Regions from separate parts of the Mus musculus genome. Here region 1 is linked to region 2. A link is a contact called in ENCODE Hi-C or POLR2A ChIA-PET data. All regions are on one chromosome and are shown on one strand. Each heading gives the region's core, a stretch centred on a gene start or an enhancer-like site at or near the end of the contact. The rest is flanking DNA. Distances are from core to core; before and after follow the strand shown. Region 1 holds the start of Carm1 (coactivator-associated arginine methyltransferase 1). Region 2 holds the start of Tmed1 (transmembrane p24 trafficking protein 1).

Region 1 (5,739 bases), core at 2,034-4,533, 37 kb after region 2:
GAGACAAGATCCATCTATGTAATCCTGGCTGCTCTGGAACTTAATATGTAGATCAGGCTGGCCTGAAACTCACAGAGATCTTTCTACCTCCATGTTCCAAGTGCTGGGATTAAAGGTGTGGCACCTGCACCTGGCCTGCTTGCTTGCTTGCTTGCTTGCTTTCTTTCTTTCTATCTTTCTTTCTTTCTTTTTCTTTTCTCTCCTTCTTGTTTTTGTTTTTTGTTTGTTTTTTTGAGACAGGGTTTTCTGTATAGCTATGGCTGTCCTGGAACTTTGTAGAGGCTGGCCTTGAACTCAGAGATCTGCCTGCCTCTGCCTCTCAAGTGCTGGGATTAAAGGCATTCACCACCATTACCTGCTTTCTTTCCTTTCTTTCTTTTTTTTTTTTTTGGTTTTTTTGAGACAGGGTTTCTCTATAGCCCTGGTTGTCCTGGAACTCACTTTGTAGGCCAGGCTGGCCTCGAACTCAGAAATCCACCTGCCTCTGCCTCCCGAGGCTGGCCTGGAACTCACTATACAAATCAAGCTGGCTTTCAATTCACAGAGACCTGCATGCCTCTGCCTGCTGAGGGCTAGGAGTAAAGGCGTGTCACGCTGTATACTCTTTACAGAGATACTCTGGCTAGACAGGGATCTTACAGGGGTCACTGGTTAGGGAGGATCAAAGCTCTGAGGACCCCTCAGCCTACCTCACCAACTGGCTTCAGGTTTGGAAAGGTTTTAGGGGAACTCGGATGGGTGGGTACAAAGGTACCAGCCACTTCAAAGTGGTACCTCTTTTTCTCAAGCCTCACACTGCCCCTAGGAGATGGATACTAGCATTTGAAACTGAGGCTCATATGTGTTATCACTCAAAGTGAGGTCAGACTGCTAGGAAGTTAGGGAAGTGGGATTTGAGCCACTGAAGGTCGGAATCTGAAATCTGGCGAGGTGGTAGGAAGAGGTAGGAAGGTACCCAACAGCTTCGAACAGGAGGAACTCCCAGATCCTTACACCAAAAACCACTTAGGGTTTTTTGTTTTGTTTTTGTTTTTTAAATTTCTTTTCTTTTCTTCCATGGGCAAAGAAAATGACTCAGGAAGACTCAGTGGCAACCCTAGACTCAGGGCCTCGGAAGAGGCCCACCTCTGCATCATCCTCTCCGGAGCCCCCTGAGTTCAGCACTTTCCGGGCCTGCCAGTGAGGCTGACGAATGAGGACCACTTTATCCAGTTCCTTCCCTCCCACTGCCAGAGGCTGCACATCTGTCCAGAGACTTGGCAGTGGAGGTAGGGTGGGGGTGGGAATCAAGCCATAGCTTTCTTAGGGAAGCACTGGCCAAAGGAAGGGGACTCCTAGAGTTGTAACCTTCCTCACAGAAGACAAGAAAATGAGTTGGGGTATCAGCCTCAGGCTAGACAGAGAGCCAGAACCTCTTCACAGATTCCCAGATCACCGGAGAAGTCACTATTGAATCCGGACACCCAGTCAGGCACAAGAGGTCTACATTCTCTAACTCCTTTCCAGTGCTTCCCCAACGGTCACTTACTTCCAGACTGCGTGTTTTATTTTTAGGAGAGATGTGTATATTTTTTGTTGCTGTTGTTGTTTCTAGATAGGGTCTCACTGTGTAGCCCTGGCTTTTCTGGAACTCACTGTGTAGAGCAAGCCAGCCTCAAACTCATAGATCCACCTGCCTCTGCCTCCAGATCGCTAGAATTAAAGTTACTGCCATAACACCTAACTTTGGGATGTTTTCTGTTTGTTTTGAGATAGGGTTTTTCAGTGTAGTCCTGGCTGTCCTAGAACTCACTCTGTAGACCAGGCTGGCCTGGAACTCAAGGACTGCCAGCCTCTGCCTCCTGAGCATCGGGATTAAAGGTGTGTGCCACCACTGCCCAGCAGAGTGCGTTTTTACTCTTCACTTTGTGGGTCCTGGCTGCCTGAGATTGTGTGCTTGCACCATTAGATGGGAGGGATGACTTGGGAAAGGGTTGAGTCTTTTGTGAGTCTTGCGGAGGCCCAGGAGGGGGTACGTAAATTAGAGTTCTAAGAGGCCCAGCAAAAGTGAACAAGTGACTGGCCACTGTGAGTTCACTGGGGGACCTGAGAGTTAACTAGTGAAAAGGAGAGGTCCTAGTGGAGAAGCTAAAGAATTAAAGTTACTGCCTTGAAGTTCTTTGTGAAGGCCAAGCTCTGGAGCGCGGCTTGAAAAGCCTTTATCCCAGAGCAGCATGGGAAGGGGCCCCAGCTGGGTGCGAGCCTGCAAACCAGAGCACACCTATCACAGGGCCTTTTCTTACCAGTGGGACGGGATCAAGGCGGAGCTTACCTGGGAACGTACAGGGCGGAACCTTAACTTGGGGGCGTGGCCGAATCACCTGGGTTTGGAAACGGTTCTTGTCTTTCCTCAAGCTCAGGAGAGGTTGTTTGCAGGACACTGGCCCGGAGGGGCCCGAACTCTCCGAGGGAGGGTTTCGTGGATCAGAACACCGTCCCTTGACAAAAAGATGCAGAGCACCGTCTGCATTCTGCTAGTAACCGTCCCTCCTGGGGGCGGAGCCAGCCCTCCTCCGGGTGTATAAAGTAGCTGAGCGCCTCCTTCTGACAAACGCCTCACCCCCAAGAGTACTGGGGGAGTACGCAGCACGCCAGCCTAGGGGCGGAGCTCAGCCCTGGAGGAGGCGTTTCTTCTTAGTTCTCCGACTCACGCCTCTCCACTTTTCTTGAGCTATGCTCACAGTGGCACAAAGCATGGTGGTTCGCTCGCTGCCGGCCTGTGGGTGGGTCTGGCCCCAGAGGCGTGTCCGAGCGGCCAAGCATTGCCTCCTGAAACGCCCTGTGGTACAAAGGGCTGTGGATCACCGTGGATCACCGGTCGCCGGCCCGGAGCGGGGGGTGGGGCCGCCTGATCATTCCGGGGGCGTGCCGGGAAGGCTAAGCACCGCCTCCCGACGCATGCCCTGCCCATCTCTCCAGAGCTGTGCGCGGTGGCACAAAGCGCCTCGGTTCGCACAACGCTGCCTCGGGGCGGGGCTTAGCATCCCTGGGGGCGTGTCATACTGCGGGGCACCGCCTCCCAACGTAGGCGCCTTCACCCGGCCTGCCCGGGAGGCTCAGCCACCTCACAAAGCAGCGACCGTTCCCGCGGGGTGGGGCCGGCCCCACCCCCGTCGTGCTTGCGCTCGCCCGGCTCCCTCAGGCGCCAGGAGGGGGCGCTGCGCCACCGAGCCGGCCCGTGGCGGCGGCGGCGGCGGCGAGGCGTCGCGTGGCCGGCAGGCGGCGCGCTGCCAGCCTCGGCCTCGGCCTCGGCCTGCGCGGCGGCGGCAGCGGCGGCGGCGGCGGCGGCGGCGGCCTGGGCCCGGGTGCGGCGGTGGCGGTGGCCGTGGTGGCAGCGGGGCCTGGAGCCGGACCTAAGATGGCAGCGGCGGCAGCGACGGCGGTGGGGCCGGGTGCGGGGAGCGCTGGGGTGGCGGGCCCGGGCGGCGCGGGGCCCTGCGCTACAGTGTCTGTGTTCCCGGGCGCCCGCCTCCTCACTATCGGCGACGCGAACGGCGAGATCCAGCGGCACGCGGAGCAGCAGGCGCTGCGCCTTGAGGTGCGCGCCGGACCAGACGCGGCGGGCATCGCCCTCTACAGCCGTGAGTGCTGGGGACACCCTGGGGACGGCGGCGCACGAGGCCGGCGGCGCGGGCGCCCGGGGAGGGGGCAGGCGGCGGAGGGTTGGGGGGGGGGGGGGACTCGGGCCGAGCTTGTACACGCGGCTCCTGCTGCCCGCGGGCGAGATAGCAGAGAGGGTGTGCGTGGGGACCTTGGAGCCCGAAGAGGGGCGCGGGAAATAAGAGTCGCGGGCCTGAGATTTGCAGCGGGTGGGGTAGGGGGGCGCGTGGCAGGAAGTGGGGCCCCGAGGATTCTGGGGGGATTGTAGAGGGGACTGGAGAGAGGGAGTGATTGGGAGGGCTCTTGAGCGGGTGTGGTTTGTGGATCTCATCTCAGGGGACATCCTCCTCACACACGGACATTTGAAAAGTGGTTTTCAGTGTGTAACACCGGGAAGACTGGGTGCCGCCCTTGTGGAGGACTTGGGATTCGGGATCCCCCACCCACACACCCACCAGGGTGGGTAAACTTTGGGACTTAGGACAGAGCCCTTCCTGATAGAGATTCCCAAGCCCATCCCCCATGGAAACGTGGAAGAGGGGAAGGCCGGCTGGCTGATGGCCGGCTTTAGAAGTCAAGAGGTAACAAGCCACCTCCCTCGCCACGCGCCTCCTGTCTTTTTTAAGAACGTGAGAAGCTGGTGACATTATCAGAAGCTGCTTCAAAAACTGACATTTCAGTGGGGAAAACAAGGGGGGGGATCACTAGTGTGTTTTCGAAGTGCACCCCCCCCCCCAGCTTTGTAGTTCCACCTTTCATTCTTCCTTGCTCTTGCTACTCTTTCTTCTGACGGATTCCTCAGATGGATTTGCTCTTGTGTTTCACTGGTCTTTGTCTCCCAGGATTTCGTTCACTGATGCTCTTAAGGGGCCACCAAGGAAGATGGGATCGATTTTAACCTGTGGGAATTTTTTTCTACTCCTTGGTAATGGGGTGTTGTTGGAAAGGGAAATGTGTGTAGCAGTCTGTTCAGACTGATTCTCCTCTCTTTGCCTTGACTTTGAAACACACAGGAGAAAGAAGTGTCTGGTTCCCAAGTGTGGGGCACCTTTGGGGGCTTGGGCAGAGCTGGGGTCTCCTTGATCACACGAGAGAAAGGGGAATTTCACAGACTAAAGAACGAAGCTCTTTAGGACTACAGACCCCTAAGCAAGCCAGTGGTGTTTGGCTAGCCAGGGTACCAGGGCTTACCTGGAAAGTGTTCTGGGGACCTGGGTGTGATGGACAAGCCTGTGGTCCCAATACTTTATAGGCTGAAGCAGGAGGATTCAAAGTTTGAGTACAGTGTGGGTGACATGGGCAAATCCTGTCTGAATCACCAAGACAAAGTTCAGGTAACTTGGGTTGTTTAAATGAACTTGATAAAAACACCGTTTTTATAGAGCTTATTTACAGAATTGTTATTTCCCACATAGTCTCTAACGCCCAGCTTCATCTATTAGAAGCTAATGTTATTACAGAGGAGACTTTACAGTTTGTGTTCTTGTTGTGACAGGGCATTTCTGCATAGTCCTGGCTGTTCTGGAGCTAGTTATTTAGACCAGGCTGGCCTCAGAGAGAGAGCTCTTCCTTCCTTTGCCTCTCAAATGCTGGGATAAAAGGTATATGCCACCATGCCTGGCTATAGGAGGATCTCGGTTTAAGAGCTGCTTGGCTACAAAGTGAGATCTTGTCCTCAGAAAAGAGAGCACAAGTGAGGTGGACAAAAGACAGATGTTCAAGCCAGACTTTATTACTTGAGAGTCTCTGACGCTTTCCTTCCCCAAATAATGACAATGTTGAGAGTTATACAGAATTACATATACATACATGCCTCTACAAATGGACTACGTATAAATGAAAGGATGTTGGAGAGAAACCCATGTTTCTCAAATCCTCAGTCCCAGATACATTTTTGGGGGCCAGAAAGGATATTCACCTCTAGGCCAGTGGTTCTCAACCTTCTTGATGCTGTGACCCTTTAACATAGTTCCTTATGTTGTAGTGACCCCCAGACATAAAGTTAAGTTGCTACTTAATAACTGTAATTTTGCTACTGTTATGAATTGTAAAATATCTGCTATGCAGGATTTCTGACATGTGACCCTCAAAGGGGTCTCT
Region 2 (5,996 bases), core at 2,259-4,758:
TGGGGTCCAGGAACTGCCCACCTTTCCTAAGGACTCCTCAGGAGTGAGCCAGGCCCAGCAGGTCCAGTGCTGACCCACCTGGCTCAAGTTGTATATATAGAGCTCCTTTGGCCATATTAACCACACAAGCTGAGCCCAGCCCAGGCTCCGCACCCAGAGGTGCCTTTGTGCCTTCCTCAGGCCTGGAGGGCCTCAGCTCTGGCCACCCTCACTCTCCTCAGCCCCGGTTGTGGTTTGGGCTGTATGAACTGGGGAGACATCAGAGGCCTCTTGGCTCCCAACCAGATGTCCCCACAGGGTGGGCCCTGGGTGCCTCTGCAGCCTCGGCTCCCACCGCCTGGATTGACCACTGTTAAGTGCCTGCCTCTGTATATCCTATTAATAAACTAAAATAAAGGGAAGCCCTACTGGTGGCTACGTGTGTGGGCCTTTTGTGTGTGTCCCAGCTCAGGAGATTGAGCACCCCCTCATGAGGCTGCCCACACTCATTTACACGCGTGAGTCTTGTGTCATCTGTTCTGAGCCCCTCTTGTCCCCATCCGTACCAGGCCTCACACACAGTGCTCATGGGAAACAGGAATTCTATCCACCTCTGTGCGATGCTGTGGCCAAGCCCTCCTCCCAGCCCCGCCAGCCACCGGGACCAGGGGACTCAGTTCATTCAGCCATGGTTTATGGTCTTTTTCTTTCGTGCCAGGCGACCACCTCCATTGGCTCCTGCCCGACCTTTCTTCTGAGCTTCGTGGGAGTGTCCCCCCTTCCTGGCTGCCCTGGCTTGAGGCTAGGTCTGTCCCAAGCTGACATCCCTAAGCCCAGTCACCAGGCACTATTAACTTTCTGACCATAATTTATTGACTCCAGTGCCCAGGACAAATGCCCTCTGTTCCTTGAGGCTCATGGGCCAGCCTTCTCTGAGGCCCTGCACCCAGAGAGAAGGAAGGGGCCTCTCCCAAACCACCTACTAGCTGGCTCCCCTCTGGGCCAAGGGGCCAGGGCTCCTTCCTTTCAAATAAAAGTGACTGTCCTGGCAAGAACTCTGCAGATGTGTCTCCTTCCCAGACCCTAGTGAAGTAGGCTTACCCCAGGAGGAGAGCAGAGACATTGCAGTTGGGGTGTCTAGTTGGAGGGTGGGGGGCAGCACCACAGCTTCACCCCATCCTGATAGCTGCAAGACTGAAGCTAAGGCACGATTTCAGGAGAAAGCCAGGGCATCCAAGAGCAGTGTCCCCACACTGCTGCGCCCAGCACTTCCACCCTCCAAGGAACAGGCACAGTCGCTGAGCCCTCCCCCTTCCGAGGGGTCTGTGAGCCATTGGCACTCCCTGGTCACTGAGGAAGGGAGACACATGGGGCCACTGCTAAGGACCCAACTATGTAGTGTCTCATCTGAGTCTGGGAGGTGTCCAGCAAGTCACACACCCGCTGCCCTCATCCTCTGTGGCAGGGGCTACGTGGGTACAGGGCGCTTGTCATGGAAGAAGCGCTTGAGTGTGCAGACTTGCAGGACAGCCACCAGCAGCAACACAGCCACATTGGCAGCTGACCAGAAGTTGACCCGCTCCAGGTTGTCTTCTTGAAGATTTCGATCACGAGCCTCAAAGGCTCGGAGCAGAGTGAGCATCTGGATGCTCCGTTCCAGCCGGGTCCTCATGGTCTCTATGGATTCCTGCCAGGGCACAAAGGAACGGGTCAGGCTGCTTAAGTCAGAATGCCTACCTACCCCACCACGCACGGCTCTGGCTATCCGTTCACCTGCCTCACGTCTTCTCTAGAAACTGAGGGGTTTTCCCCTTGGTGTTTTTTTTTTTGTTTTTTGGGTGGGTGTGAGACTTTTCTTTTTAAGAGGGATTGGGGCACACGTGCATGGCAGACGACCCCAGGTAGCCAGGCTTGGTGCAGTTGCCTTTGCCTATCAAGCCACTTCACCAAACTCTGCTAGTCTGTGCAAGCCAAGGATGACCTTGAACTTGTGATCCTCAGGACCAAGAGAACCATACCCAGTGTGTGCAGTGCTGGGTGTGGGGGCTCAGCTGTGGGAGCGTCCTAGGTAAGTGCTCTGCCAACTCAATTATTCCCGGCCCTTTCTGTTGGTTTTGTGAGACGGGAGCTTGCTATGTAAATAAGGTTGGTCTTGAACTCACTGGCATCCTGCCTCAGCCTCCTCAGAACTGGGATTCTAAGCATGCACCATCATACCCAGCTCACCTTGATGTCTTCCATTTTGACATCAAGCATCTCTTCTGGCTCCACAGCCTCCGCCCAACCTTCTACCTCCTCCTCATCTTGGAAGCTGTCAAAGATGAGCTCAAAGAACACAAGCTTTTCTGAGATGGTGCTGAAGGAGTTGTCAAAGCACAGCCTGTAGTCTCCGGCCTCAGTAGGCTCCACCCTGGGCAGACAGATGAGACATAGACGTGACCCTGGAGTGACCAGCCAGCTGGTCTGTGGAACCAGTAGGATGGTAACCTGAGGCCACTGGGGAGCTGCAGGGCTGTAACTGAACCAAGGCAGGGCAGGACTTCACTCACGTGTGTACCCCATCAGCCTTTCGAGACTCACTGACCAACAGCACACCCTGAGGGCTCTCCAAGGTGAAGTCCACGTCCAGCCCAGCACCTCCGATCACCTGAAGAGCAGGTAAGAATTGGGGAACTGGCAGCTTTGTGCAAGCCTATCTGCCACAGAAAGCCTGGGTTAAACCGAACCGGGAAAGACCCATGTAAGATCACCAAGAACCTATCTTTAAGAAGAAAAAAGAACAACCACAAATCCCAGGTATTTGCTTGAGATAGAGGAGTAGCGCCTGTGGAGGGAGATTAGTCAGAGCTGCACTTCTACCATAGAGTTAGGAAACTCGGGTCGTCGTAGTTTAGCAGCAAGCGGTTTTTGTTTTGTTTTGTTTTGTTTTAACCCAGCAAGCTATTTGGATTCCCCCAAGGGCCTATCTGAAGACCAACATCCATCCACACCTACAAGGTTTCTTCCCAGTCCCTAAGATGGATACATCCACGTGAGGTCTTTTATCAACCACCCTGCCAACGCCCTTGAGTAGTCTAAGGTGGCTGTCTACCTGACCGCTAACTTAATCGTAACCTACCCAACAGCCGCCAGGAACTTCCCTAGAACCCAACCCAAAGAGCTCTGAGCAGAGCATGCCCCTTCTCTGCAAGACTATTAGCGTTCTGGCCACACCTCTGCCCCGCCCCTCCCGCCTGTTGGCCACGCCCCCAGCCCTGCTCTATTCCGAGCCCGGGACCCCCTCTCTCACCTGGTACTCGGTCTCAAGACTAGCATTGGCCGGTGCGGACTGATAGAAACACTGCTTTCTCCCGGCGGGAAGCAGAAATGTGAACTCGCCGTCCTGGATAGGCGGCGGCCCTGCCTCTCCCACTCCTACTGCTGGCAGGAGTAGCCACAGGGCCAGTGCTACGGCCGCGCCGGCCGCCATCATCCGGGTCACCCTCTACTCACGGGGCGTGGACCCTTTAAGGATTTGTCCTGCCCACCTCTTATTTCGGCAAAGCTCATTGGCTTCGGCTTCTGTTCGACCCCAAAGCCGCGGAATGCTGACTGAAGGGCCCCAGGATGGGGAGCTGCCCTGGTAATTGCCTAATCTGCTAGAAAGCATACTAACGCTACTGCGAACTTCGTGAAACCTACCCAAGTCTGATATCAACCACTGCATTTGGTGGGGGCACTGACAAATCTAAAAATGGTGAAGCACTTCTTTACAGGCAACAATTAAGATGACTAAACGGGGAGGTTTGCAGGTCCTCCCTTGGCACCGCCCGCTCTCTGCCTTCCCCAATTCAAGGTGCTTTTGCCCATTGGTCAATCAAGTGTAGGCGTAGCCCTCCGAGGACGGCGGCTTTGTTGGATTCTGATCTCAACTTGTGTGACGGGTGCGACAGGCAGATATGCCAGGTGCTAGTATTCCAATATTGGAGTTCTGGCGATGTTAGTTCAGTGAGCATGGCCTCCCCCGACTGCTTTTCCTTTACACCTTATACCATCCCTAAGGGGGTGGTGGAATGTTTGTTGGTGAGTAGAATACTGCCTCAGCCTGCGTACAATACATCTCAAACCTTTGGGTCAGCAGGTCCACGTGCATCTGTGCTGACACATGCAGTATTCCAGTACTTGAAAGGCTGAGTCGGGAGGTGGAAGGAGTTCGAGGCCATCCTCTCGAACTGGTATGGAACTACATAGTTCCAGACCAGCAAAAAAATCAAGGAATCTATTTTGGGCTTTGAATGGCTCAGAGAACACAGGCGCTTGCTGCTAAACCTAATGACCTTAGTTTAATCCCCATGTGCTACGATAGTGGAAGGTCAGAATTGACTCCTGCAATTGTCCTCTGACCTACACACACACACACACACACACAACACTGTGTGCTTAGCTCTTGTTCACTTGACAAAATAATCTGGCAAGTTGAGTGTCACTTGAGGAATTGCCTGTTGGGCATTTTCAACGTTGCTGGAAGACCCAGCCCACTGTAGATGGTACCTTTCCTAGACAGGTGGGGATGAGCTATATAAGAAAAGTAGCTTGAGCCGGGCGTGGTGGCGCACGCCTTTAATCCCAGCACGCAGGAGGCAGAGACGGGTGGATTTCTGAGTTCGAGGCCAGCCTGGTCTACAGAGTGAGTGCCAGGACATAGGACAGCCAGGGATACACAGAGAAACCCTGTCTCGGGGAAAAAAAAAAAAAAAGAAAGAGAAACCTCAAAAGAATAAAGGTAATTTACAGCAACCAACATCAGCCTAAACAGAACTCAGAACATTTCCACAATCAGGAATAAAACAAGGTGTCCACTCCCCATATCTGCTTAATATAGTACTTGAAGTACTTGAAGTCCTTTTATTTTTTTTTTTTAAACAGTTTCTCTTTGTAGCCCTGGCTATCCTGGAACTCTAGACCAGGCTGGCCTTGAACTCATGGAAATCTGCCTGCCTCTCTCTCCCAAGTACTGGAATTAAAAGCATGTGCCACCACCTCTCAGTAGTCCTTGATGTCTTAGCTAGAGTAAAAAGATACCAGAGGGCTGGTGAGATGGCTCAGTGGTTAAGAGCACTGACTGCTCTTCCGAAGGCCCTGAGTTCAAATCCCAGCAACCACATGGTGGCTCACAACCATCTGTAATGAGATCTGACTCCCTCTTCTGGTGTGTCTGAAGACAGCTATAGTGTAGATACATATAACAATAAATAAATCTTAAAAAAAAAAAAAAAAGATACCAGAAAGATACCAAATGGACACAAATAGGAAAGGAAAAAGACAAAGTTTCTATTTGCAGATACTGTGACTTTATGCATAAAAGACTCTTTAAAAACCCCACCAGGAAACTTGAGGTGAGAAACACTTGCAGCAAAGTAGCAGGGCACAAAATGAACAGGCAGCTGGGTATGATGGAGAGCTCAGCAGCCCAGAGTCAGGAAGGAGGCTCCGAGCGCATTTGACATCCTCCTGGTCTACAAACTGAGTTCCAGGGCAGCCAGGGCTACACAGACAAACCCTGTCTCAAAAGCCAGGAGGGAAAACCCCTTGCTCCTTGTTCACTGCTGCTCTACAATTTCTATGCTAGAAACAGAAACAGCCTACACGTCCATCAGCAGCTGACTTGCTAATGAAAATGTGGTACATTTACCCAACCAAATATTCCTCAGTTGTCTAAAAAGAAATGAAATTCACAGATAGCTGAGCGGAGGCTAAGGTGAAGTAACCCAGACCCATAAACATTAGAATGGTGTGTGTGTTAGCTTTGAAGCTTGCTACAATGTTTAACCCTAGAACTCAGGAGGGGGACGTGGGAGGAGAGGACAACCAAGGAAGGGGAAATGGAAAATAAAATGTATAGTTATGGAGAGATGAGGTGGGAGACACCAGAACAGGATGATTCAATGGAGATGGGGAGGGGTGGGTGGTAAGGGCAGAACAGAGGGAGGGGCCAACATTAATGGCCACTCGAGGGTTCATATGGAAACCTGCTGCAG

What was found. Hi-C counts contacts between places; a loop is a spot of excess contacts on that map. ChIA-PET counts read pairs that join two places held with the same protein, here RNA polymerase II (POLR2A).
Region 1: a map of heart shows a loop between it and region 2 (4-fold over the local background). The contact joins the promoter of Carm1 here to the promoter of Tmed1 in region 2. A Hi-C loop is called at or near these places in 9 of 37 maps with a recorded cell type or tissue (gastrocnemius, heart and left cerebral cortex). POLR2A ChIA-PET finds 5 or more read pairs at or near these places in 4 of 5 experiments (Patski and embryonic stem cell).

The regions. Positions count from the first base shown.
Region 1 is chr9:21,543,611-21,549,349 of GRCm38, forward strand. Carm1 (coactivator-associated arginine methyltransferase 1) reads left to right here and starts at 3,284. Exons shown (of 16, transcript NM_021531.6): 1 at 3,284-3,620. The coding sequence starts at 3,398. AB124611 (cDNA sequence AB124611) reads left to right here. Exons shown (of 7, transcript NM_001198794.1): 7 at 1,067-1,721. The coding sequence ends at 1,183.
Region 2 is chr9:21,506,726-21,512,721 of GRCm38, forward strand. Tmed1 (transmembrane p24 trafficking protein 1) reads right to left here and starts at 3,509. Exons shown (of 4, transcript NM_010744.4): 1 at 3,269-3,509; 2 at 2,529-2,626; 3 at 2,206-2,389; 4 at 655-1,666. The coding sequence starts at 3,451. The coding sequence ends at 1,448. It overlaps Dnm2 (dynamin 2), which reads left to right. Exons shown (of 21, transcript NM_001253893.1): 21 at 1-421.